Linked DNA regions of Homo sapiens: region 2 is linked to region 1. The links are chromatin loops, found by intact Hi-C in ENCODE. Cell type or tissue: GM12878. All regions are shown on one strand. Each heading gives the region's core, and the rest is flanking DNA. Links, peaks and the distances in the headings are about the cores only.

Region 1 (12,150 bases), core at 2,284-10,283:
TTTTCCCACCTTTATCTCCTGTCCCTGCAGACAGGAGCTTCCTCTTTAAGCTCCTAGAGGTGGGCTGCCGTCCCCTGCCCCTGGTTCACACAGAAGAGGTCATCCTGTAGCCCAGCTTTGCTTTTCACCTAATATATCTCTGAGGTTTTAAAACATTCTTTTCTAGCTATGTATTGAATATTTACATTATGCCAGATCCAGTACATGCCATTGTTATCCTCTGTTTTTTTTTTTTTTTTTGAGACGGAGTCTTGCTCTGTCGCCCAGGCTGGAGTGCAGTGGCGCAATCTCGGCTCACTGCAAGCTCCGCCTCCCAGGTTCACGCCATTCTCCTGCCTCAGCCTCCCGAGTAGCTGGGACTACAGGCGCCTGTCACCGCGCCCGGCTAATTTTTTTGTATTTTTAGTAGAGACGGGGTTTCACCGTGTTAGCCAGGATGGTCTCGATCTCCTGACCTCATGATCCACCCATCTCCACCTCCCAAAGTGCTGGGATTACAGGCGTGAGCCACCGCGCCTGGCCTGTTATCCTCTGTTTATGGGTGGGAAAGCTGAGGCAGGAAGCCCTTTAGTCACTTGCCGAAGGCCACGCTGTTAACGGTCGGACCAGATTTGGGTGGCGGAAGAGAACTCATCCGACAGTAGGGCCAGATTCACGCCCCAGGCCCGTTCCCTCCTGCTCCCTGGTGCTCCTCACACCATCGGCCCTGCTGCCCCTCACTGCCCCTGAGTCCCTGTGCCCGTGTCCTCCTTCTTGAACCCATCAGCCGTCAGTTAACCCTCAGAAAGCTGGCTCGGAGAAGTCCTCATATGGTAGGAAGAGCCCCGTTCCCTCCTCTCCCGGTGTCCTGGCCCCCCTGCAAGGTGACTTCACCTCCTACATCAAGAGGCGGGTACTGGTCTCCACCTCTGGGCTCTGGGCCGGCCTCGGATGCACTTGGCCAATGGGCTGCTCCTAAGCTGCTGTGGGCAGAGGTTGGCACGACACTTGTGCGCTGGGCCTGGACCTCTCTTGCTTGGCTCTGGGGACTGTCCTCCCTGCAGGAGGCCTGGGCTGGGCTGCAGGATGAGAGGCCATGGGTCAGGAGAGGCTTCTGTCGTCCCAGCCGGTCCCCAGCTGCCTAAAGATGGGTGGACAAGCCCAGCGAGGCCCCCAGAGAACCGGCCCATACGTTAGCCAAGTTGCCGGCCATGTACCATCGAGCCCCGGGCTGTCATGGTGGTTTTGCCACTGAGTTTTGGAGTGTGCTGTGACGTGGGAGGAGACATTGAGAGGCCTCACAAGCCTAGAAGCGTCTTACCCTGACCTCACACCTGCTGGACTTCGGGCTGGGAAGAGAACTGGGGCCGAGGGCGTTTTCCCACAGGACTGGAAGGCCGGTCGTGGTCCTTGGTGGTGAGAGCTGGCCAGGCTGCCAGCCTTCTCCCCGGAAGCCTGCAGGGTCCCCTCTGATCCCTGCGCCTCTGGGGGTCACACCAACTGTGGGTCTTTCCTTCCTCACCACGCTGGGCACTTGGTGAGCACATTCTGCCTTGAGACGGGGCATTTCTTTGATAACATTTCTTCTCATTTCCTGCTTGTTCTGGAACTCCTGTCAGTCAAATGTTGGGCCTTTTGAATTGATCCTGTGAGTCCTTCTTTCTACCTTTGCTTGTAGATAGACTTCCCTGAACCCAAACACAAACACTTTCTCTCTGCTTTTTAAAAAATTGGTTTTGGGGCCGGACGTAGTGGCTCACGCCTGTAGTCGCAGCACTTTGGGAGGCCAAGGCAGGCAGATCACTTGAGGTCAGGAGTTCTAGACCAGCCTAGCCAACATGGTGAAACCCCGTCTCTACTAAAAGTACAAAAATTTGCTGGACGTGGTGGTGTGCGGATGTAATCCCAGCTACTCGGGAGGCTGAGGCAGGAGACTGGCTTGAACCTGGAAGGCGGAGGTTGCAGTGAGCCGAGATCAAGCCACTGCCCTCCAGCCTGGGTGACAGAGCCAGACTCTGTTTTAAAATAAATAAATAAATAAAAATAAAAAATTGGTTTTGGATTTTAGCAGTCCTGTTTTTCATTTCCAAGACATTTCCATTGTTCCCTGAGCTCCCCTCTTCTTGTTCCAGAGAATTCTGTTCTGCTCTTAGGGATAAAGTGGCTTTGGGGGGAGGCGAATCTTTTGCTTTCTGCATTTTCTCTCTTGCGGTTCTTTTTTGTTTGTTTAGTCTTGGAGCTTCACATGAGACTCAGTGCTCAAATGTCTGGCTTTTCTTTCTTTTCAATCCCTGTTTATAGGGGAGACAGGCAGAGCTGCCGGGCACTCCTCTTTCCTTGTTAACTTGAGGAAGCCGGACAGCCAGGTCTTGGAAGGGAGGCCTCCTGCCTCCAGGCGGCATCTCGGGCTGCAGGGCTGTGGTCTGGAGTGCGGACAGTACCAGCTCCCACTGCTGTCCTGCCATGCTTGTTCGCAGTACTCGTCTCCTCACACCAGTGACGAGGCCACTGCTTGCCAGCCGCTTGCCTTCTTCCCGCCAGGCTGTCCTGCTACGTCAGCCTCCGCTCTCCACCTCAAGAAGTGTCTCGAAATATCTTCTCTGCAGATGACCTCTCTCCTGTTCTCAGTGCCACGTGGGGCCTCCCCAGCAGAGGCGGCTGGACACCTGGCCCTGGCTGCTGGAGGTTGTTTAGCTGCCAGAGGGTGGCGGTAGCCTCCAGGACCCTCCCCTGGCCTCTGCCCTGTTCATCCTTTGCCGGAATGTCATGGGTTTCAGGATGTGCTGAGCTCCGAAACCCCATGGGGCAACTTGGGATGGGGGCTAAGGAAGGCCTCTTGGAGGAGCCCTGAGGCGAGGTGGCCCTGGGGTGGGGTGGAGGAGGCCCTGAGCAGCAGGGGAGGGGGTTGCACCCTGCTCTCTGTGTCCCTGAGTGAATGGGGCAGGGGCTGCACCCTGCTCTCTGCGTCTCTGAGTGAGTGGGGCGGGGGCTGCACCCTGCTCTGTGTGTCCCTGAGTGAGTGGGGCAGGGGCTGCCCCCTGCTCTCTGCATCTCTGAGTGGGATGGGGGCTGCCCCCTGCTCTCTGCGTCCCTGAGTGAGTGGGGCGGGGGCTGCCCCCTGCTCTCTGTGTCCCTGAGTGGGGTGGGGGCTGCCCTCTGCTCTCTGTGTCCTTGAGTGAGTGGGGTGGGAGCTGCACCCTGCTCTCTGTGTCCCTGAATGAGTGGGGTGGGGGCTGCACCTGCTCTGTGTGTCCCCAGCCTGCTAAGTGCCCCACAGGGGCCAGGATGCTGAGGAGTGAGAGGTCTTCACAGAGACAGGTGGCTCCTGTAATAAGGAAGACAACACTGGCTTCCTGGGCGAACAGCAGGGCGGGGTCCTTAGGTCCCACTGTAGGTGCCCAGGCCCGGATGAGATTCCCCAGTGGCCCTGAGGGGGCGCCCGGGACACCCTGGATGGCCCAGTGTCCTCCCGTCACCCTCGCCCCTGGGCACCATCCTCCTTGGCCTGGAAACCCCAAGCTCCCTGACGCCCCCGCCCCTCTCCCCGGGCCTGTGCCGGGGAAGGATACTGCTGCTCCGTCAGTCAGCCATAGAGCCCCTCCTCCCCCAGCCCCTCTCACCCCTCCCTGTGGTCCTTGCCAATCGCCCTGAGCCCGAAAAGGTGGGAGATTCTTGGAGAGATGGGGCCCTGGATCCCCGGCCCTGGATCCCCATCCCTGGGGTCCCCCACTCACGGGGTCAGATACGCTAACAAAGGCCAAGCGCCCTGCCAAGCGGTGTCCTGGATTGGGGTGGGCGTGGGGGTTCGCCTCAGGTCCAGGCTCCGGGATGTCGTGCAGGACAGGGCGCGGTTGCGGCGGGGGCACTGGCTGGAAGCCGGAACTCCCGGCCTCGAGGGCGGAAAGTGTGGCCAGCGCAGCGTGCTGGGGGGGCCATGGCCCCGTTGCCAGGCAGCGCCTCCCTGGACGCCAGTTGCCATGGAAGCCGCTTCCTGCCCATGTTGCCAGGGCGTCCAGATGGCCTCGAGGAGCCTGGTTCAGAGGGGCCGCCCTATGCCCTTGCCCCTCCTCCGCTGCCCAGGGATGGGCTGGGAGGACAAAGAGGAGGAGAGGCTGGGACTCCCAGCATGGAGATCCGAGTCCTTCCTGCTGGAGCCAGGCTGCGGCCCAGGGCAGGGGCCAGATGGGGCTGTTCTGCTGTCTGCACCGCGGACTTGATGTTCATACCCCAAGCTCATTTTATTTATTTTCTATTTTTATTAAGAAAGAGTCTCACTCTGTTGCCCAGGCTGGAGTGCAGTGGCGCGATCACAGCTCACTGAAGCCTCCAGTTGGGCTCAAGGGATCCTCCCACCTCAGCCTCCCGTGTATTGGGGACCACAGGTATGTGCCACCATGCCCAGATAATTCTTTATTGTTTTATTTTTGTAGAGACTGGGTCTCGCTATGTTGCCCAGGCTGGTCTTGAACTCCTGGCTCAAGTGATCTGCCCGCCTCAGCCTCTCAAAATGCTAGGATTACAGGTGTGAGACACCTCGCCTGTGCTTGGCTGCTCCCGAGCATATCTCAGAAGCCAGGAAACAGGCCCTGAATGGATGGAGCTCGGGGTCACTGGGCCAGCCACAGCCCTCAGAGGACCCCATCTCTGTGCCCTCTAACCTGGGCTCCTGGCCCACACCCACCCAGGCTGCCTGTCAGGATCTGCTCCCTCTCCAGCCCTCAGAGCTGCCCTATGTGGAGGGTTGGGGGTCCCAGAAAACCTGGGAGAAACGGGTCCTGGAAACAGGGTCGGGGGGAAGGGCAGAGTGCTGGGGATGCTGGGCCCACGACCTCCCTGTCCCTGGGGCTTCCCCATGTCAGAGGTGAGGCTCAGAGAGGTAAGGGCGCACCCTTTGTCTGCCCCCTCCCCAGCATGGCCAAGTCGCTCCCAGGGTGCAGGCGATGGCAGGCCATTTGTCTCCCTCCTGGGTGAGTCTCTGGACATGGATTCTCACATTTTTTATTTAAGAATCAGAGAGATATAAGAATGTCAAGGAAAAATCCTCTCATGGACAATGCAGCCCCAGTAAATGACTGTCAGCCGGCGTGTCCAGGGCTTCAAGGCCCCAGGAAGTGGCCATGCTGGGGCTGCCAGGCCTCTGGCTCCAGGGTCACTGGGGCTGAACTGTCTGCCCAGGCCCGGAGACACCCTGCCCCTGAGGAGCCCACCGGCTTGGCCAGTCCATCTTCTTGGCACTCCCTGACCACCACTTACCTTCTAGTCGGACAGTGGAGCCTGGGGGGACAGCGTGGCAGAGTGCCTGATGGTCGGTGACAAAGTCATCTCCAAAGTCCTTGCTGGGGCCAAGAGCCAGGACTCCTTGCCCGTCCCCGTCACTGCCCTGTGCCCGCCCAGCACCTGCTGGGGACTAGGCTGCCCATTGGAGAAGGAAACACAGTGCTGGGCTGTGAGCTCCTGAAGCCTGTCTCTGTGCCCCAGGACCAGGCTCCTGGGTGGAGGGAGAGACCAGGGGCAGGTGAGGAAAGGCAGGGCCCCCAGAATCCCTCCATGCCTGCCCCTCAGTCTCCAGGACTTATGTGCAGGTACCGTTTGGAGCTGTGGTGCAGTTCCCAGTCTCACCACCAGATGGCACCATGCCCCTGCAGAAGCAGTGCCCAGAGCAGGCCAGGTGGTTCTCGGGGGCTGCGGTGGAGGAATCCACCCAGCCGAAGCTCTGGCAGGGAAGGGGCAGTGCTAGGGGGAGCCCCCTCCCCACTTGGATCCGAAGTTCCCATGGGGCCTAGGGCAGGGGCTTGCCAGGTAGCCAGAAGTTCCCTTGCTGAGTCTAGGGTGTCTATCCCACATTTCACATGGAGACGAATCATCCCAGACACCCCGGCACTGTCCCGGGGCCGTTTGCCACCCCTCCCAAGGGGCAGGGCTCCTGTCTTGGGGCCTTCCCAAGCATAGTAGCCTTCGGGCAGCCCCGGCCTGGCCCCAGGTTGTCCCACTTGTCAGTGGGCAGCTGGGGCTGGGGGAGGGGTCCCAGCTCCTGTCCAAGGTCACCATTGCCCCTGACCAGGGTGTGGCAGCTGCTGTGGCCTGGGTCAGTGAGGCCGTGGACGGAGGGTGGCCTGGGTGTAGGCACTGCTCTCAGCTAAGAGAGAGCCCATCTGGAGGAAGAACCAGGAACCAGAGGGATGGCCGGGTTCCCAGCGTGCAGGAGGCCAGCTTAAGTTCAGTAGGGTCCCCCTGCAGGGACTCCAAGAGGCAAACCACATGGAGAGTCACCTGAGAGGGAATGATGGAGGCTGGGGAGGTGGAGCCCCCACCTCCAACTGCTGCCTCGGCCCCCACAGCAGGGGAGGGCGGGAGGCTGGCACTGGCACTGCCCTGGGAGATGCCACCTGGGCCTTGGTCTGGGGAGGAGGGCTGGCCAGGAGGCTGGGTACGGCTACTGCTCTGGAGTGACCGAACCATTTCCACCCTGCTTGCCTTATTCTTCTCATGAGGGCCTCAAGGGGACACACCAGAGGTTTACTGGGGACATGGCAGGGGAGGGATCTCAGTGCTGGCCTTCTGGGGCCCTGCGTCCACTCCGCCCCTTTCTGACCTGGGCTGGGGCCTCTGCCCTCCCCGGGGCCTGGAGACAGAGCCCTTTTGGAGGCCCTCAGGCTTGACAAGCCTACTTCTTAGAGCCAGGCTGTGGGCTGGGCTGTATCCTGGTGGGATGAGGGATCTGGGGCTTGGGTGGGAGTGGGGCTGGGAGCAGGTGGAAGTTGGTGCCTCAGGCTCTGAGGAATGGGCCTGGGATGGCTGCAAAGTGGAGGAGAGGCTCTCTCAACCCTGGGCTTTGGGGTCTGAGCCCAGCCCTGTCCTCAGGCAGTCTGCCCCTGCAGCCCCGCATTGCCATGTTGGTTGGAGTTGCGATGAGAGGTGCTGGGGCCTCCCTTGCCTCTGCCCAGCACAGCTGAGAAGTTACGTGCTGCTGCCCAACTGTGGGGGTTTCAAACCCCGCTGGAGCCTCCAGGTGGGCCCTTGGGCAGCAGGGCCTTGTGGCGGGAGGAGGGGACCCTGGGAAGTCAGGGACCAGGCGGGGGAGGGAGAGAAGGTGGGAGCACAGTTGTGGGTGTGGGTACCCGCCCCTTCCTGAACTGTGTTCCTCCCGGCCCACCTGACTCTAGTCCTCTGTGCCGGCTGCCAGGGGATACCCGAGGCCACCTGCGTCCCCAAAAGAAGGTCTCACCTTCAGAGCCAGCCTTTGAGGCTCCTGGGTGACCTCAGCCTGTTACCCTTGACCCTGAGTTCACCTAGATCAAGTGGGAGGCCGCTCTTTGGGCCTCAGTTCTCCCATCCTCAGGGAGTAGGTCCTCTGTCCCCTGACAGCACCCCTCCTCGCTGTGCCACCACCACTGCCAGGGTTCTGATCTGTGGATGTTCCCCAGGGGGTGGCTCTGGGCTCTCAGGCAACCGGCTACTGTGGATGGTGGTTTGCACGAGAATAGTGTCACTCTTGGGTCCTTTGCTTGAAGTTGGCTCTGCTGAGTGCAGCCTGCAGACATTTTCAGGAAACTGAATCCACAGGCTGGAGCCTTCTGCTTCCCCACAACCCAAACGGCCCCCAGCCAGCCAAACAGCCACGAGAACCCAGCTGCTAGCAACTGCCAGCAGGAAACCCACTACCAGCCGCTCACAGATGGACAGCCCATCCCAGGAGCTGGCCCCACCTCCCCGCCCCTCTGCTGACCAACCCAGCAGCTCCTTGGGTGGGTGTGGCCACCCTGCTGCCCCAACCTGCTCCCGGACCCTGTGCCAGGAGGTGCTTCGCCTCAGCGGGGCCTTGCCTCCCCCAGAGCCGCTCTGCTGCCTGACCTTGCAATGTCATGGGTCCTCTGGGCACTGGCGCAGTTGGGTGGGATCAGCTTTGGCCAGCAGGTGGGGGGCAGGTGGGTAAATCCTCCCTCTCTGCCATCTCCGCTTCCTTCCTCCTGCCCGGCTTCCCTGCCTTTTTCCTACTCTGGCTCCAGGGTTGCACTGCTCAGAAAGCTGTTGCTGCCTGGCCAGCACGCAGGCCTGATTTTCCTGGGAGCCTGGACTAAGACCCTGACCAGTCCTCCCACCCACCACCCACACCACCACCCAGCTAGCCAGCAGCTAGGCCAGGAGTGATCAGGAGGGGGCCCAACCGACCACCCACCCGGCGTCTCCAGCCGGCCAACTCTGCCCACTCAGGGCCGTGAGCTGGAGGTGCCAGGAGCCTCCCGGGAGGCAGTGTGAGGCATTCTTCTTAGTAAGTCCCGCATCGATGATAAAGGGCAGTATCAGCCCCTCTCTGATGCGCAGTGAGCGGCTCACCATACAGGGGAGGCGTTTAATTTATCTCGGGAACTGGGCGCAAGTTATAAAAATGGTAATTTCTTGGAGATTCAATTACATGTTTTCATTGTTACCCTCGATAATCAAGGAAACGATTTTTTATAAAAGGCTGTGGGATGATACTGATCTCAGGAGAGGATCTGGGCCGGGTGGGGGCTTTGGGGACGAAGAGGAGGGCAGTGTCTGCTGGGGGCAGGCAGGGCAAGTGGAGCTGGGCCGGCCGGCCCACCAGCTCCTGCAGCCCACCAGTTCCTCCAGCTCCTCCAGCCCTCCAGTTCCTCTAGCTCTCCAGCTCCTCCAGCCCACCAGTTCCTCCAGCCCTCCAGCTCCTCCGGCCCTCCAGCTCCTCCAGCCCACCAGCTCCTCTAGCCCTTCAGCTTCTCTGGCCCACCAGTTCCTCCAGCCCTCCAGCTCCTTCAGCCCTCTCTGGCCTCAGTCTTCCCATCTGCCGACGGGCCCATCTCTGGTAGGGAGGGTCTGCGTTTTGGCATGAGGGCTGATGAAGTGAGGCGTGACTCCTGGGCCGTGAGGGTGGCTGCGTCCCTGCCCCTCCCTTCCTGGTGCCCGAGCAGTCTCGTCCATCTCCTGAGGGCTCTGCAGGGAATAGAGAGGGGTTCCTGGTGGAGTGTGGACCTGATTTTTTCCCCAAGTGATGTCTTGGCTCTAAATAACATCTCCAGGATTAATGATGCCGGCCCCCAACAGCACCAGGTGATTGGAAAAAGGGTTTTATGGCCCCGTGGGTGAAATTGAACTTGCATCTGAGGTGTATTTCCAAGATGGGATTTTCCTCCCTGGCAGAGGCGGCACATTTCACGCTAATGATAATGGCAGCTCCTCGACATTCATCACCTATAGTTGGGGGGACACCCGTCTGGGGCACAGGGGCAGGGTGTCCCTGGGGTAACCTCCAGGTCTCCTAATCTCAGCAGACTCTGGGGGGCTGGTTCTAGGAGATGCGCCCTCACCCAGTGCAGGGCCAGGGAAGGGGGAGGCAGGAGCCCCCAGGGGATGAACGAGCTCTAGCTGGGCTGCACCAGGGAGGAGGCTGGAAGGAGGCCCCAGGCTGAGGGTAGGACCCGGCTAGTGCTTGCCCAGGGACCCACAGGCCCCTTGCTGAGCAGACTCCAGCGAGGGGCCTGGCCCATCTTGTTGCAAAGGGCTAGAGTCCTGGGCTGAGCTGGGCAGTTGACCTTGGATCTGACTCTGTCTCCCCTGAAAGCTGTTCCACCCCAATGCAGGCTCCTGCAGCCTAGCACAGCGCCCAGCCAGGATGGGCAGGAGGAAGCCCTTCTTCCGACGGGCTGTCACCGCGCCCTGCCTGAGGGGCCTCAAGCCCCAGGGCTCTTGTCTCAGAACTGGGCCGTGGAGATTCAGGAACTATGGGAGTTTGGGGGATCTTGGTGGCTGAGGGCTGTGCTCATGGAGGACTCCTTGAGTTCAGAAGATGAGGCCCACCTTCTGCATAGCCAATAGGTCATTGTCACAGGGACACTGACCACCAGCACCAACCTCCATCCCCCGGCACCTGCCTTTATCACCCATTTCCCAGGTGAGGACAGGGGCTCAAAGAGGGGCAGGGTTCCTCTGAGGTAACACAGCAGGTGAGCAACAGAGCCAGTGAGGGCCTGGGGGTGTCCTGCCACGGGCTGAGGTGTGCCCACATGCAGGAATCCAGGGGTCCGTGGGCCAGGACACTGCCAAGAGTTGGGGGCTGGGGGAGGGAAGGGGGCATTGCCAATGCTGCAGCCCCTGCCCTGGGGGGTAGGAGGGAGATGCCCCTCCGGGGGCCCAAGGGCAGGGTGGGCCCATGCTGTTCCCTCCCACCTGCCACGGGTGAACCTGACAGGAGTGGGGATGGAGCCTGGCATCCCGAGGGAACCTCCTGGAGTAATCACTCCACATGCTCGCGGTAAATACTGGGCCCTTCTTCCCCTCCCAGTAATTGAACTTATTTACTTTTAACTAAGATTAAATGTTCTCTGCGAGCTCAAGATACTGACTGCCCTGTCAGGCTCAGTCCACGCTCTGCTCTTCCTGCCTCTGGGGACCAACCCCAGGCAGGGAGGGACCAGGCAGCCCTGGAGAAGCACAGAAATTGTTTTTCCAGGAAACTCTGGGTGGATAATCCACTTACATCATCACCACTGTCACCATGAGCATGGCCATAACCACCATCATGGTCAGCTCCACCAGCATCACCACCACCACCACCACCATCACCATCACTGCCACCACCACCGCCACCATGACTACCACCACCATCACCACCACCACCACCATCACTACCACCACCACCATCACTACCACCACCACCACCACGATCACTACCACCACCACCACCATCACCATCACTACCACCACCACCACCATCACCATCACCACCACCATCACTACCACCACCACCACCACCACCATCACCATCACTACCACCACCATCACTACCACCACCACCACCACCACCACCATCACTACAACCACTACCACCACCACCACCATCACTACGACCACCACCATAACCATCACTACCACCATCACCACCACCACCATCACCATCACCACCACCATCACCATCACTACCACCACCACCACCACCACCATCACTACCACCACCACCATCACTACCACCATCACCATCACTACCACCACCACCACCACCACCATCACTACCACCACCACCACCACCATCATCACCACCACCACCACCACCACCACCATCACTACCACCACCACCACCATCACTACCACTACCACCACCATCACTGCCACCACCACCACCACCACCATCACTACCACCACCACCACCATCACTGCCACCACCACCACCACCACCATCACTACCACCACCACCATCACCACCACCACCACCATCACTACCACCACCACCACCACCATCACTACCACCACCACCACCACCATCACTACCACCACCACCATCACCACCACCACCACCATCACTACCACCACCACCACCACCACCATCACTACCACCACCACCACCACCATCACTACCACCACCACCACCATCACTACCACCACCACCACCACCACCATCACTACCACCACCACCACCATCACCATCACTACCACCATCACCACCACCACCACCATCACCACCACCACCATCACCATCACTACCACCACCACCATCACCACCACCACCACCATCACTACCACCACCACCACCACCACCACCATCACTACCACCACCACCACCACCATCACTACCACCACCACCACCATCACTACCACCACCACCACCACCATCACTACCACCACCACCACCATCACCATCACTACCACCATCACCACCACCACCACCATCACCACCACCACCATCACCATCACTACCACCACCACCACCACCATCACTACCACCATCACCACCATCACCACCACCATCACTACAACCACCATCACTACCACCATCACCACTACCACCATCACTACCACCACCACCACCACCATCACCATCACTTCCACCACCACCACCACCACCATCACTACCACCACCACCACCACCATCACCATCACTTCCACCACCACCACCACCACCATCACTACCACCACCACCACCACCATCACCATCACTTCCACCACCACCACCACCACCATCACTACCACCACTACCACCAGGACCACCATCACTACCACCACCACCACCACCATCACTACCACCATCACCACCACCACCACCACCATCACTACCACCACCACCACCACCATCACTACCACCACCACCATCACCATCACCACCACCACCACCACCACCATCACTACCACCACCACCACCATCACCATCACCACCACCACCAC
Region 2 (12,150 bases), core at 1,552-9,551, 300 kb after region 1:
TCCTCAGTTCAATGAACTCCGTTGGGAAGAGCAATACCTTCTGTGATGTGACATTGAGTAGAGCAGAAAGACTTTCCTGCCCATGAGATTGTGCTGGCTGCCTGTAGTGATTACTTCTGTGCCATGTTCACTAGTGACCTTTATAGAAGGGGAAACCCTATGTTGACATCCAAGGTTTGACTGCCTCTACCATGGAAATTTTATTGGACTTTGTGTACACGGAAACAGTACATGTGACATGGAGAATGTACAGGAACTGCTTCCTGCAGCCTGTCTGCTTCAGTTGAAAGGTGTGAAACAAGCCTGCTGTGAGTTCTTAGAAAGTCAGTTGGACCCTTCTAATTGCCTGGGTATTAGGGATTTTGCTGAAACCCACAATTGTGTTGACCTGACACAAGCAGCTGAGGTTTTTAGCCAGAAGAATTTTCCTGAAGTGGTACAGCATGAAGAGTTCATTCTTCTGAGGCAAGGAGAGGTGGAAAAGCTAATCAAGTGCGATGAAATTCAGGTGGATCCTGAAGAACCAGTCTTTGAGGCTGTCATCAGTTGGGTGAAGCATGCCAAGAAAGAGCAGAAAGACTCCTTGCCCAGCCTGCTACAGTATATGCAGATGCCCCTGCTAACCCTCAGGTATATCACAGATGTAATAGATGCTGAGCCTTTCATCCACTATGGTTTACAATGCAGGGATCTGGTTGATGAAGCAAAGAAGTTTCATCTGAGGCCTGAACTTCAGAGTCAGATGCAGGGACCCAGGACAAGGGCTCGCCTAGGAGCCAATGAAGTGCTTTTGGTGGCTGGGGGCTTCGGAAGCCAGCAGTCTCCCATCGATGCAGTAGAGAAATATGACCCCAAGACTCAGGAGTGGAGCTTTTTGCCAAGCATCACTTGTAAGAGATGTTATGTGGCCTCAGTGTCCCTACATGACCAGATCTACGTCATTGGTGGCTGTGATGGTCGTTCCAGCCTTAGTTCAGTGGAATGTCTAGACTACACAGCAGATGAGGATGGGGTCTGGTATTCTGTGGCCCCTATGAATGTCTGATGAGGTCTTGCTGGAGCCACCACCCTGGGAGATTTGATCTATGTCTCTGGAGGCTTTGATGGAAGCAGGCGTCACACCAGTATGGAGCGGTATGATCCAAACATTGACCAGAGGAGCATGCTGGGAGATATGCAGACAGCCCGGGAAGGTGCCGGACTCGTAGTGGCCAGTGGAGTGATCCACTGTCTAGGAGGATATGACGGCTTGAATATCTTAAATTCAGTTGAGAAATATGACCCTCATACAGGACACTGGACTAATGTTACACCAATGGCCACCAAGCGTTCTGGTGCAGGAGTAGCCCTGCTGAATGACCGTATTTATGTGGTGGGGAGATTTGATGGTACAGCCCACCTTTCTTCCGTTGAAGCATACAACATTCGCACTGATTCCCGGACAACTGCCACCAGTATGACCACTCCACGATGCTATGTAGGGGCCACAGTGCTTCGGGGGAGACTCTATGCAATTGCAGGATATGAAGGTAAGTCCCTGCTAAGTAGCATTGAATGTTACAACCCTATCATCAACAGCTGGGAAGTCGTGACATCCATGGGAACCCAGCGCTGTGATGCTGGTGTGTGTGTTCTCCACAAGAAGTGACCATTGTTGGAGCACCATCCAGAGCTAGTGACCAGTCCAGTGGACAGTTAGTGGGAGAATCAAGAATCCTTTCTAGAATGTCTGTTTCTCACTATGTGCACAGGGTGATTACAGGCACCAGTGCAGTGATGATTGTACTTATTTGACACATACTCCCCCTCGTCCTGGTTGTTGTTCCTGAGAAGGGTGGGTAACAGATACTCCAGGGAAAAGAATGCACATTGAATGGATGTGAGAGACCACATTACCTCTCCCACTACTTTGGGGAGCACTTTCCTGTCATTTCTAACTTACCACGTGCTTGGTGTACTATATGTATGTTGTGCCTCATATGTTGCAAAGAACTAAGGTGAGTATAGCCTACTAGATGTGAGCAATATCCAGCCTAGATGATTGGAAAGATACCAATTTAAGTAAACTTGGTAAAATCCAAGTCTTTTTTTTTTCCAGGAACAAATACATTTTCTAATCTACAGGTAGCTAGGGGCAACACAGTTCCATTCTAAAGGGAAACAAAAGGGAGAGCCCCACAAAACTTTGGGGGCAAGGGAGAGATACTCATCTGACACTTCTTTTGGAGGTCAGGGTTTGTATATCAGAATTGAAGTTAGAATCAGTGAATTAAACTGAATTTGATGGAATGTGAGTGAACCTAGAACAGCACTGAAGTATTACATAACCTGGAAGACTGAGAAGGGTATATTCTTTGAATGATCTTTTTATTTCCCCAAGGTCTTTCACACTGGAGACAGCATAAAAGAGTGAACCAATGTTGGGATGAGAGAAGATGACATAAATGTGGGAGTTCAGTATAACTGGGGATAAACTAGAAGTACCTGTGATTTTACAGTCATCTTATTGCCTGCCAGGGGTCATCTAGCCATGGCAGTGTTAACCTTGAATGGGGGTGAAAGCCTTTCTTTGTTGAATCAAATACTACTACACTATTACACTTCCACACTATTTATTTGGGGATGGACTGGGAGTGACAGTAGCCTAGTAGTTCAGCTACCTGATTACTGCCCCATTCTTTTAGAAGCACACTTCTGCCAAGGAGTGGTTTGTACTGCTGTGATTGGTACATTTAGTCTTTTTTCTGCTATAAGTTTTCCTTACCTGTCCTTTAGTGTAGATTTTATTCATTACAGGACAGAATAATCAAGGACAACCAAAATCCTTTTGTTAGTTTCAGTACCTCAGCTATCAACATTTCTGAGCTATCATTCAATGTTCCTCTGTGTCATGGAGTGAAATTCTTGTTTTATGGGTATTGGGAGTGTGGGAATGTGATAACCTAAACAACCTTTGCTCTGAAATTCCATTTTTCCCTCTTTCCCTGAAGTGTACTGACCTGTACTACAGAGTTAATTTCTTTTGTATTTTTTTAAGAAAATATTAAAAATCAATGGTCTCAAAAAAAAAAGATTTTCTTCTTCTTTTTTTCTAGAAGTTTTATGGTTTTACATTTAACTCCATAAACCATTTTGAATTCATTTTGGTATATGGTATGAGACTTGGGTTGATATCCATTTTTTTGCCGACGCATGTCTAATTGCTCCAGTACTATTTGCTGAAAGATATCTTTCCTCCACTCAATTGTTTCTGCACCTTTGTCCAAAATCATGTGTAACATGACTGGGCATATTTACTCAGGTCTGTGGGTTTTCCATTCTGTTTCACTGATCTATGTGTCTATCACTGTATCCATACCACAGCCTTGATTACTGTAGCTATGTAGTAATCTTGAAATTGGGCAGACTCCTCCCATCTTATCGTTCTTTTTCAAAATTATTTGAGCTATTCTAGTTCCTTTGCCTTTATATATACATTTCAGAATAATCTCATTTACATCTAATGTCACAAGTAAAATCAAATCAAAATTAAAAAATTTATTTTATTTATTTTGAAATTTATTTTATTATTATTTTTTGAGACAGTCTCACTCTGTCGCCCAGGCTGGAGTGCAGTGGCGCAATCTCGGCTCATTGCAACCTCTGCCTCCTGGGTTCAATCCATTCTTGTGCCTCAGCCTCCCCAGTAGCTGGGATTACAGGTGTGTGCCACCACACCCAGCTAATATTTGTATTTTTAGTAGAGATGGGGTTTCACCATGTTGGCCAGGCTGGTCTTGAACTCCTGACCTCAAGCGATACACCATCCTCGGCCTCCCAAAGTGCTGGGATTACAGACGTGAGCCACTGCGACCAGCAATAAAAAAAAATTTTAGGCTGGATGTGATGGCTCACTTCTCTAATCCCTGCACTTTGGCCGAGGCAGACAGATCCCTTGAGACCAGGGGTTCAAGAACAGCCTGGGCAATATGGTGAAACCTTCATGATACTAAAAATATAAATATTAGCTGGGCATGGTGGTGCTCACCTGTAATCCCAGCTACTTGGGAGGCTGAGGCAGGAGGATCACTTGAACCAGGGAGGCAGAGGTTGCAGTGAGCCGGGGTCATGCCACTGCACTCCAGCCTGGGTGACAGAGCGAGACTCTGTCTCAAAAAAAATAAAAATAAAAAAATTTTTAAAAAGCTTATTGTGCATGTAAAAGAAGAGTTCATGAACCAGGAAACCCCAAACTGGAAGTGGTATGAAGCCCCAATTCACAGCAGTTACAACACAGTTTATAAAGCATGAATGAGGAAGAATATTGTTCCCTACTGTGCATGTGGAGCTGCATAAGCTTTCTTTGTAAAGCTATCACACTGAGGGAGGAAAGCTTAAGTTTCAGTTACATGGCTACAGGCAGTTGGCCTAGGGGTATATCCAAACCTCAGCTTCAATTTTCATTTTCCCTTAATAGTACAAAAAACCTTCCTGAAATTTTGATAGGAATACTAGTATTCCTGTATTAATACTATATCAATATGAGGAATTCTGTATTAATATATGTATTATTAATTGGGTTGGGAAAGAACTGACATTCTTACTATTCTTACTCTTCCAATCCATGGACTTGGTATGTCTCTCCATCTATTCACATCTTCTTTTATTTCTTTCATCGGCTTTTTGTAATATTCAGTGTACCAATCCTGTGAGGTTTTTTGTTTGTTTGTTTTGAGACGGAGTCTTGGCAGAGTCTTGCTCTGTTGCCCAGGCTGGAATGCAGTGGTGTGATCTCAGCTCACTACAACCTCTGCCTCCCGGGTTCACGCCATTCTCCTGCCTCAGCCTCCTGAGTAGCTGGGACTATAGGCGCCTGCCACCATGCTCAGCTAATTTTTGTATTTTTAGTAGAGATGGGGTTTTACCATGTTGGCCAGGCTGGTCTTGAACTCCTGACCTCAGGTGATCCCCCCCGCCTGGGCCTCCCAAAGTGCTGGGATTACAGACGTGAGCCACCGCGCCCTGCCAACATGACCTATCCTTTTTCATTCCCCAACATCTGATCCATCAGCAAGCCTGATCAGTTTACCTCCACGCTACACTCTGAACCCTCCCATCTCCCTCCAGCTCCACAGCTGTGTGCCAGCACAGGCTACTGCTGTCTTCAGCCCAGACCACGCAATGACCCAGGGCCAGCCTCGCTTGCTCTGCTCTTGATCCTTGGGCTTCCTTCTTCTACAAGCATGCCCCATGCTTCCTCTCCTGCTCAGGAAAAGCTGTGAGCCCCTCTCCTGCCCTGGAAGGTCCTTCTGCTAGACTAGGCAGATGGTTAGATATGAGCAGGGAAGTGGACTCCAGGTTGGCCTCAGCCCCTAGCATGGCCAGAGGGACTATGACCTCTGAGACATGTTAACCACACCTGGGGTTTCAAAAGTCCCAACCCCTCTTTCAGTTAAGCTTATCCAGCTCAAGTAGGAACTAACCCCACAAGGAACTTTCCACCCCCGGGAGCCTGTGTTGTATAGTTTGCCCCAGTTTTGCTTGCTTCGAAAGTAACCTTTTGTTCACTGCAGTGGTAAAAAACACACCTCCTGGGTGAAGATTTAAGATGCTAATGAGACATGCGATAAATACACTAGCACGTAGAGCCACAGTGCATGCGCTGCTAGAAGACCACCCAAACAAAACATGCTTATGAGTAACACCTCTTCCCGCCCATTTATGAATAATCATGTAAGCCTCCTGTAAGGGAGGTTTCCCATGCCAGTTGGGGCGATCTTATTCTGGAGCAGCCTGCTCTGACTCGGCCTTCAGAATGTACCTTCACTTTTGCAATAAACTGCCTTACACTTATCTTCGTTAATGCATGTCTCTTGCTTAAAGTCTTAACCAAGAAGACAAGAACCGAGGACACATTCCCAGTAACATTTCCTCCCTCTGTAAATGGCAGGTCTAATTGACATCTCCTCAGATGGACATTCCCCAAAAAGTCCCTCTAGATTCATCCTACCAGAGCCCCCTCCCTGGAAATCCTCCAGTTCAGCCCCCTCTTCATTTCACTTACCATAATTGTAACCACTTTACTGATCTGTTTTCTGGTTAAGAGTGGTTTCTCCTACAAGGCTGTAAACACCATGGAGTGGGGAGTCTTTCTCATTTCTTGTCACCACTGGATTCCCAGGACTTGGTACATGGTGCTTAGTAGTTGCGGAATGAATGCGTGCATGAAGGAACACCGGCAGCCACGATGCAGCTGGTTGAAAGCCAAGGCTGCCCCTCTGTGGCCAAGCTGGAGAACTGCTGCTTCCCCAGCTGCCGCAGACAAAGAAACTGCTAAGCCCCTCCCACAACACCCACCTAGGAGGCTTCCCCCAACACCCTTCCTGGAACAGAACCCAAGAGCCCTCCTTGTCCACTTGGTCTCAAGGACCTCCTGATCTTCTCCATGCAAAATCTGCTCCTTTCCCCAGGATGGGGGTACGGAGTGTCCTTCCAAAGAGGCTTCCTTCTCCCCAAAGAAGCTGAGAGCAAGGAGCAGGCCACAGCTTGCAGCTCACAGCTGCCCAAGAGACAGAAATCTGTGTGGGCTGTGTGAATGACCTGGATAAAGAAGAGCTGGATCCATTGAGGAGACACTAGCCCTGACCCCTGAAGTCAAAGTCTAAGTCCCTGGGGGAATTGGGGGTCATGAGAGATACTGGAAAGAGGCTTACAAAGGCCAGAGCTCTTGCTAAACTCCCTGAGGCAGTGCAGGTAGAACCTGCCCCCCATACCATCCTCTGCCTCTCAGGTGCTCGGTTATCCCCAAAGGTGTACCTGGCCCATAGCAGGTGCTCCACAAATGCTATGCCAGTACTAGCGGGGTGCCCTGCTAGGGTACCCCTAGTACTGCTAGGGTATGCCCTGTTCTCGGAGGCTGAGACCCAGGAAGTAGGGGGCCAGCAAGGCCTGTTCCTTCCCTGGGATCCCATGTCTGGTTGTTACACCAGGCCTGAGTACCCCAAAGTCGTAAGATAAAAGAGAGGCACCTCCCTAAAACATCATTTTTCCATAATGAACATAATTTTAAACATCTTCAAATTGGAATAAACCAAGGTATTATATAGGATGCACGTGATTTTTTTTTCAAGTTGTCCCAATATTCAAACATAGGATTTAATATAAAAAATAAAACCTTAGAGTGTTTCTTGGCTCTGGAAGGCGCCACCCTTCAGGGGACCTAGAGGGAAGAGGTCTGAGGATAGGCCAGTGAGCTCTCAGGGTCCCTTCCTGTTTAACATCTCTGGAAGTGTCCCAGCTCGTCTCAGCTGCACAAAGAGCAAATGTTCTATCCACATTTGAACTACAAGGTTTAAGCAGCTTGCCAGGGCCAAGGTGGTGTGACAAGGTCTCAGCATGTAAGACTCACAAGTGGGGCACAATTCTGAGCAATGGGGTCTGGATCCTTGATGAGCCTCCCCAGGTGGACTGGCTGAACCTCATGGGGCCTCATCAATGCATTCAATGCAGGGTCTCTGGAGAAGCATGGATTCTGCTCACTGAGCCTGTTTCTCTGACCTGGGACAGGCCTTGACACCTAGGCCTCTCACTCTTTGCACATCCTGGGGAAGGAAATTAGGCAGGAGAAGGCCCCTCTTCGAGGGCTTCCTTACCTCCCTCTTGAGTGGGGCCACGTATGCCCAGGAGTTGGTGGCAGGGTCGTAGCGCTCCACAGCATTCAGGTCATTGTGGTAGTCACGGCCCGCCACAGCGTAGATGTACCTGCCTACAACACACACGGACAGGTCGGCGTGCTCCTGCTGCAGGGACTGGATCTGGAACCAGCGGTTGTGCCGTGGGTCATACCTGTGCCGAGACATGAGGAAAGCACAGCACTGACTAGGCAGGGAGGCTGCTCCGCAGGCTTGCACCTCTTGTTCTGGTCCCATTTCTGCTTTGCCTCAGCCCAGCCTGAACCCTCCCCAACTACCCCACATACCAGTGCACACCGATCTACAGCCAGGCCCACAGGCTGTTACACACCTGAGCACAGGTGCTCCCCACCACACAGCATGGAAGGAATGGCCAGGAGCCTCCTGTGTTTCCACCTAACTGTCCACCTGGGCTGTCCAATGGCTCTTTTTTTTTTTTTTTTTTTTTTTTTGTGGAGAGAGGTCTCTCTGTCCCCTAGGCTGAAGTGCAGTGGCACAATCATGGCTCACTGTAGCCTCGACCTCCTGGGCTTAAGTGATCCTACCACCTCAGTCTCCTAAGTAGCTGGGACTACAGGTGCGCACCACAACGCCCGCTATTTTTTTTTTTTTTTTTTTTTTTGATAGAGACAAGGTCTTGACACCTGGGATATGGACTTAGGCAATCCTCCTGCCTCAGCCTCAATGGCTGTTCGTACAGCCACTTCCATCTCACTTACCTCATCTCATCATCCACATAGCCTTGCTCCCACTCAGGAGGGCCTCCAAATACAGCCTCTCCACTGGATGGGTGCCATCAGCCCCCTCATTGGCCTCCAAGCCTTGAACTTCCCCCAGCACTCCATCAGGAGTGGTCTTCTCAGGCACGCCCTGCACACAGCACCCATCATACCCTCAGCTTTGTCAACAGCCGCACACACAAGGCTCTGGTCATCGTACTTTCACCTCCTCCCACCATGCTGCCAGCCCCGCGTTTCCTGACCTCCCCTCCACTCAAGGTCTCCCTCTCTGGGAAAGTGGAAAGGGTTAACTCCCACCCTGGACTGCAGGCTCTGTAAGGGCAGGGTGTGTGAGATTCCAGGGACCCCCATGGGAGAAAAGGCACTAGACTGGTTGCGGCAGGCCCACGAGGGTGGAGGAGTCTGGCCAGGACCCAAGGAGGGCTCCTGGGCTGAGCACCAACAGGGAGCATGGCCTGCAATGTGGAGCAGAGATGATCACAGAGCCATGAGGGGCCAGGACCCAGTGAGCTCAAAGCCAGTATCTGAAGTGTCCTTGCCCAACAGCCCACAGATAGTTACAGCCTCTTTCAGACAAGTGTTTTTATTTCTGCAGAGGAAGACCTATTCCAAAGAGAACAAGTCTAACTTCAACTGGCTCACAAGAGAGTAACCAAAGTTTTCTTTGGCCTGTGCCCTATGCTGGTTAGTGAAAAGATCAGTTTCATCCTTTGCTTCCTGCAGCCCCTGCAGTGTGGCCAGCCCCTCCCCGCCGCCTACCAGGAATGCAGCAAACAGGAGCCTCAGAAGGCAGGGCCAACAAGAGAGGGAACACACACCTGGGTCTCCCTGACCTGGTGTGAATCCTGGGCTCTTCCCTGTCTAGCTGGGTGTGCCTGGGCATCAGTTTTAATCTCTTGGGATTCGCTCAGTTCTGCACCTGTCCAATGAGGTGATATCACCTGCCTAGAAAAGCTATCAAGAAGAATCATAAAAGACGAGCATGAAAAGTGTCCTTGTTAACTTGGGGGTTCTGATGGATCATGGTTCATTTCTATATTCCTAGACCTCAGTGTAGCCTCTGGCTCAGGACAGATTATGTTCTGTCTGCTGAATGAATTAAACAAAGGAGTAAGATTACCAGCAATGAATCATTCATTCACTCTACCAACATTCCCAGGTCTCCCACTGTGGATGGGGCACAGTGCTCAGCACTACATCCAGAGGGAGCCTCAAGAGGTCAGGGCCCTGCCTTCCCCTGCAGAATGGAAACAGGCTAACCAGAGCAAATGAGTGCTTAATATAATGACAGACACTGTGAAAGAAAGAAAGGGAGGTAAGAAGATGAGTGACCTGCTGGTCAGCGGGGCCTGGGGAGGGCAGAGCTCCCTTGCAGTGATCAGGAAAGGCCTCCTGAGAAGGCAGGGTCTGAGACCTGCATGACCTGGGGCACAAGCCAGAAGAAGGTCTGGCAGGGGACCAGCAGTCCAGGATTGGGGCACAGCACTCACAGGGGCCCCGTCAACTGGCTGGGATGGTGCTGTTCACTGCCTTTCCTGTGCGCCTTCCTCCTTTATATACAAGTCTCTCCTCTCTTGTGTTCAGTCTGGCTCAATCACCATCTGCACCCCAAGTGTCTGCAACCAGAGTGAGATAGGACCCTCCATGTGCTCCTGTTTGCTCCTTCGAGTCTATTGTCCTCACAGCTTTTTAAGCTGAGTTCATGTGGATTTGTGGCTTCAAATTTAAAGACACACACAGGGCCGGGCGTGGTGGCTCACGCCTGTAATCCCAGAACTTTGGGAGGCTGAGGCGGGTGGATCACGAGGTCAGGAGTTCAAGACCAGACTGTCCAATATGGTGAAACCCCGTCTCCACTAAAAATATAAAAAAATTAGCCAGGCATGGTGGTGTGTGGCTGTAGTTCCAGCTACTCGGGAGGCTGAGGCAGGAGAATCACTTGAACCCGGGAGGCAGAAGTTGCAGTGAGCTGAGATCATGCCATTGCACTCCAGCCTGGGCGACAGAGTGAAACTCCATCCCCCAAAAAAAAAAAAAAAAAAAAAAAAAAAAAAAAAAAAAGACACCAACAGTGATACCATATGTCAATAATTTAGACATAGCCAAAGTTACACTGATTTCTTATTTCCCTGTTGTGTCCTGTATCCCTCTTCTTCTTTATTGAATTAATTTTCTACTTTATGAGAATAAGTCCTCAAGTAATATTTTTCTAATAAAAATAAGCTTTATTTTTGCATATAAAGATATAAACAATTTTACTTATTGCTATGGACTAGATGTTTGGATTCCCCCAAAACCCCTATGTTGAAGGCCTAACCCCCATTGTGATGGTAGTGGGAGGCATGGCCTTTGGGAGGTGATCAGGTCATGAGGGTGGAGCCCCATGATGGGCTTAGTGCCCGAGGCTACAGCTCTTTCTCTCCACCATGTGAGAACACAGACGGAAAGGACCTTACCGGGACTAAACTGGCCAATACCATGATCTTGGACTTCCCAGTATCCAGACAGTGAGAAATAGAGGTATGTTGTTTAAGTCACTCCATCTATAGTATTTGTTATAGCAGCTGAAACTGACTAGGAGAGTCACTTTAACTCAGATTTGTATCATCCTATTGTAAACTCAGACATGAACCCTAGAGTTGGTACAAAAATATTCTGGAATTCTTGTTAAATTCATTAGACTGTGGCCAGGCACGGTGGCTCACGCCTGTAATCCCAGCACTTTGGGAGGCTAAGGCGGGAGGATCATGAGGTCAGGAGATCAAGACCATCCTGGCTAACACGGTGAAACCCCGTCTCTACTAAAAATACAAAAAATTAGCCAGGCGTGGTGGTGGGCGCTTGTAGTCCCACCTACTCGGGAGGCTGAGGCAGGAGAATGGTGTGAACCCAGGAGGTGGAGCTTGCAGTGAGCTGAGATCACGCCACTGCACTCCAGCCTGGGTGACAGAGAGACTCCAACTCAAAAAAAAAAAAAAAAAAAAAAAAATTCAGTAGACTGTTTTTCTTCTATATTTCCATGACTTAAGTATTTTCATGACTATTAATGTTTTAATGTCTATTAAATTTTTTAAATAAATTAAATGTACTGACCGGGCACGGTGGGTGGCTCATGCCTGTAATCCCAGCACTTTGGGAGGCTGAGGCAGGCGGATCACCTGAAGTCAGGAGTTCAAGACCAACTTGGTCAACATGGTGAAACTCCATCTCTACTAAAAATACAAAAAAATGGCCGGGCGTGGTGGCTCACACCTGTAATCCCAGCACTTTGGGAGGCCCAGGTGGGCAGATCACCTGAGGTCAGGAGTTCAAGACCAGCTTGGCCAACATGGTGAAACCCTATCTCTACTAAAAATACAAAATTAGCCAGGCATGGTGGCGTACACCGGTAATCTCAGCCACTCGGGAGGCTGAGGCAGGAGAATTGCTTGAACCTCAGAGGCGGAGGTTGTGGTGAGCCAAGATTGCACCATTGCACTCCAGCCTGGGCAGAAAACAGCGAGACTCCATCTCAAAACAAAAAAACAAAAAAACAAAAAAATTAGCTGGGCGTGGTGGTCGGCGCCTGTAATCCCAGCTATTCAGGAGGCTGAGGCAGGAGAATGGCTTGAACCCGGGAGGCAGAGGTTGCAGTGAGCCGAGATCGTGCCACTGCACTCCAGCCTGGGCGACAGAACGAGACTCTGTCTCAAAAAAAAAAAAAAAAAAATTAAATTTACTTTAAAATATTAGCAGCCATG

Evidence for each region. Hi-C counts contacts between places; a loop is a spot of excess contacts. Peaks named below come from ENCODE experiments on the same cell type or tissue, not always from the same donor. Only the 100,000 strongest peaks of a DNase experiment are listed, where the experiment ranks them.
Region 2: it touches region 1 in a loop (6-fold over the local background); 14 of 110 quality-filtered maps call a loop at or near these places.

The regions. Positions count from the first base shown.
Region 1 is chr22:20,151,573-20,163,722 of GRCh38, forward strand. No RefSeq gene overlaps it. Among named protein-coding and RNA genes, the nearest start is that of CCDC188, 6.6 kb to the left of the region's middle. RefSeq lists a silencer at 3,814-4,108 and an insulator at 5,468-5,705. In GM12878, for the core only: a CTCF peak has its summit at 5,606 (motif pointing right); a DNase peak (open chromatin) is centred at 5,629; H3K27me3 peaks cover 133 bases.
Region 2 is chr22:20,450,177-20,462,326 of GRCh38, forward strand. It overlaps KLHL22 (kelch like family member 22), which reads right to left. Exons shown (of 7, transcript NM_032775.4): 5 at 7,632-7,824. LOC124905085 (a long non-coding RNA gene) reads left to right here and starts at 10,799. Exons shown (of 3, transcript XR_007068014.1): 1 at 10,799-10,930. It also overlaps the pseudogene KLHL12P1. RefSeq lists enhancers at 821-990, 1,138-1,307, 5,170-5,339, 6,088-6,589 and a silencer at 9,554-9,752. In GM12878, for the core only: a CTCF peak has its summit at 6,269; a DNase peak (open chromatin) is centred at 6,255.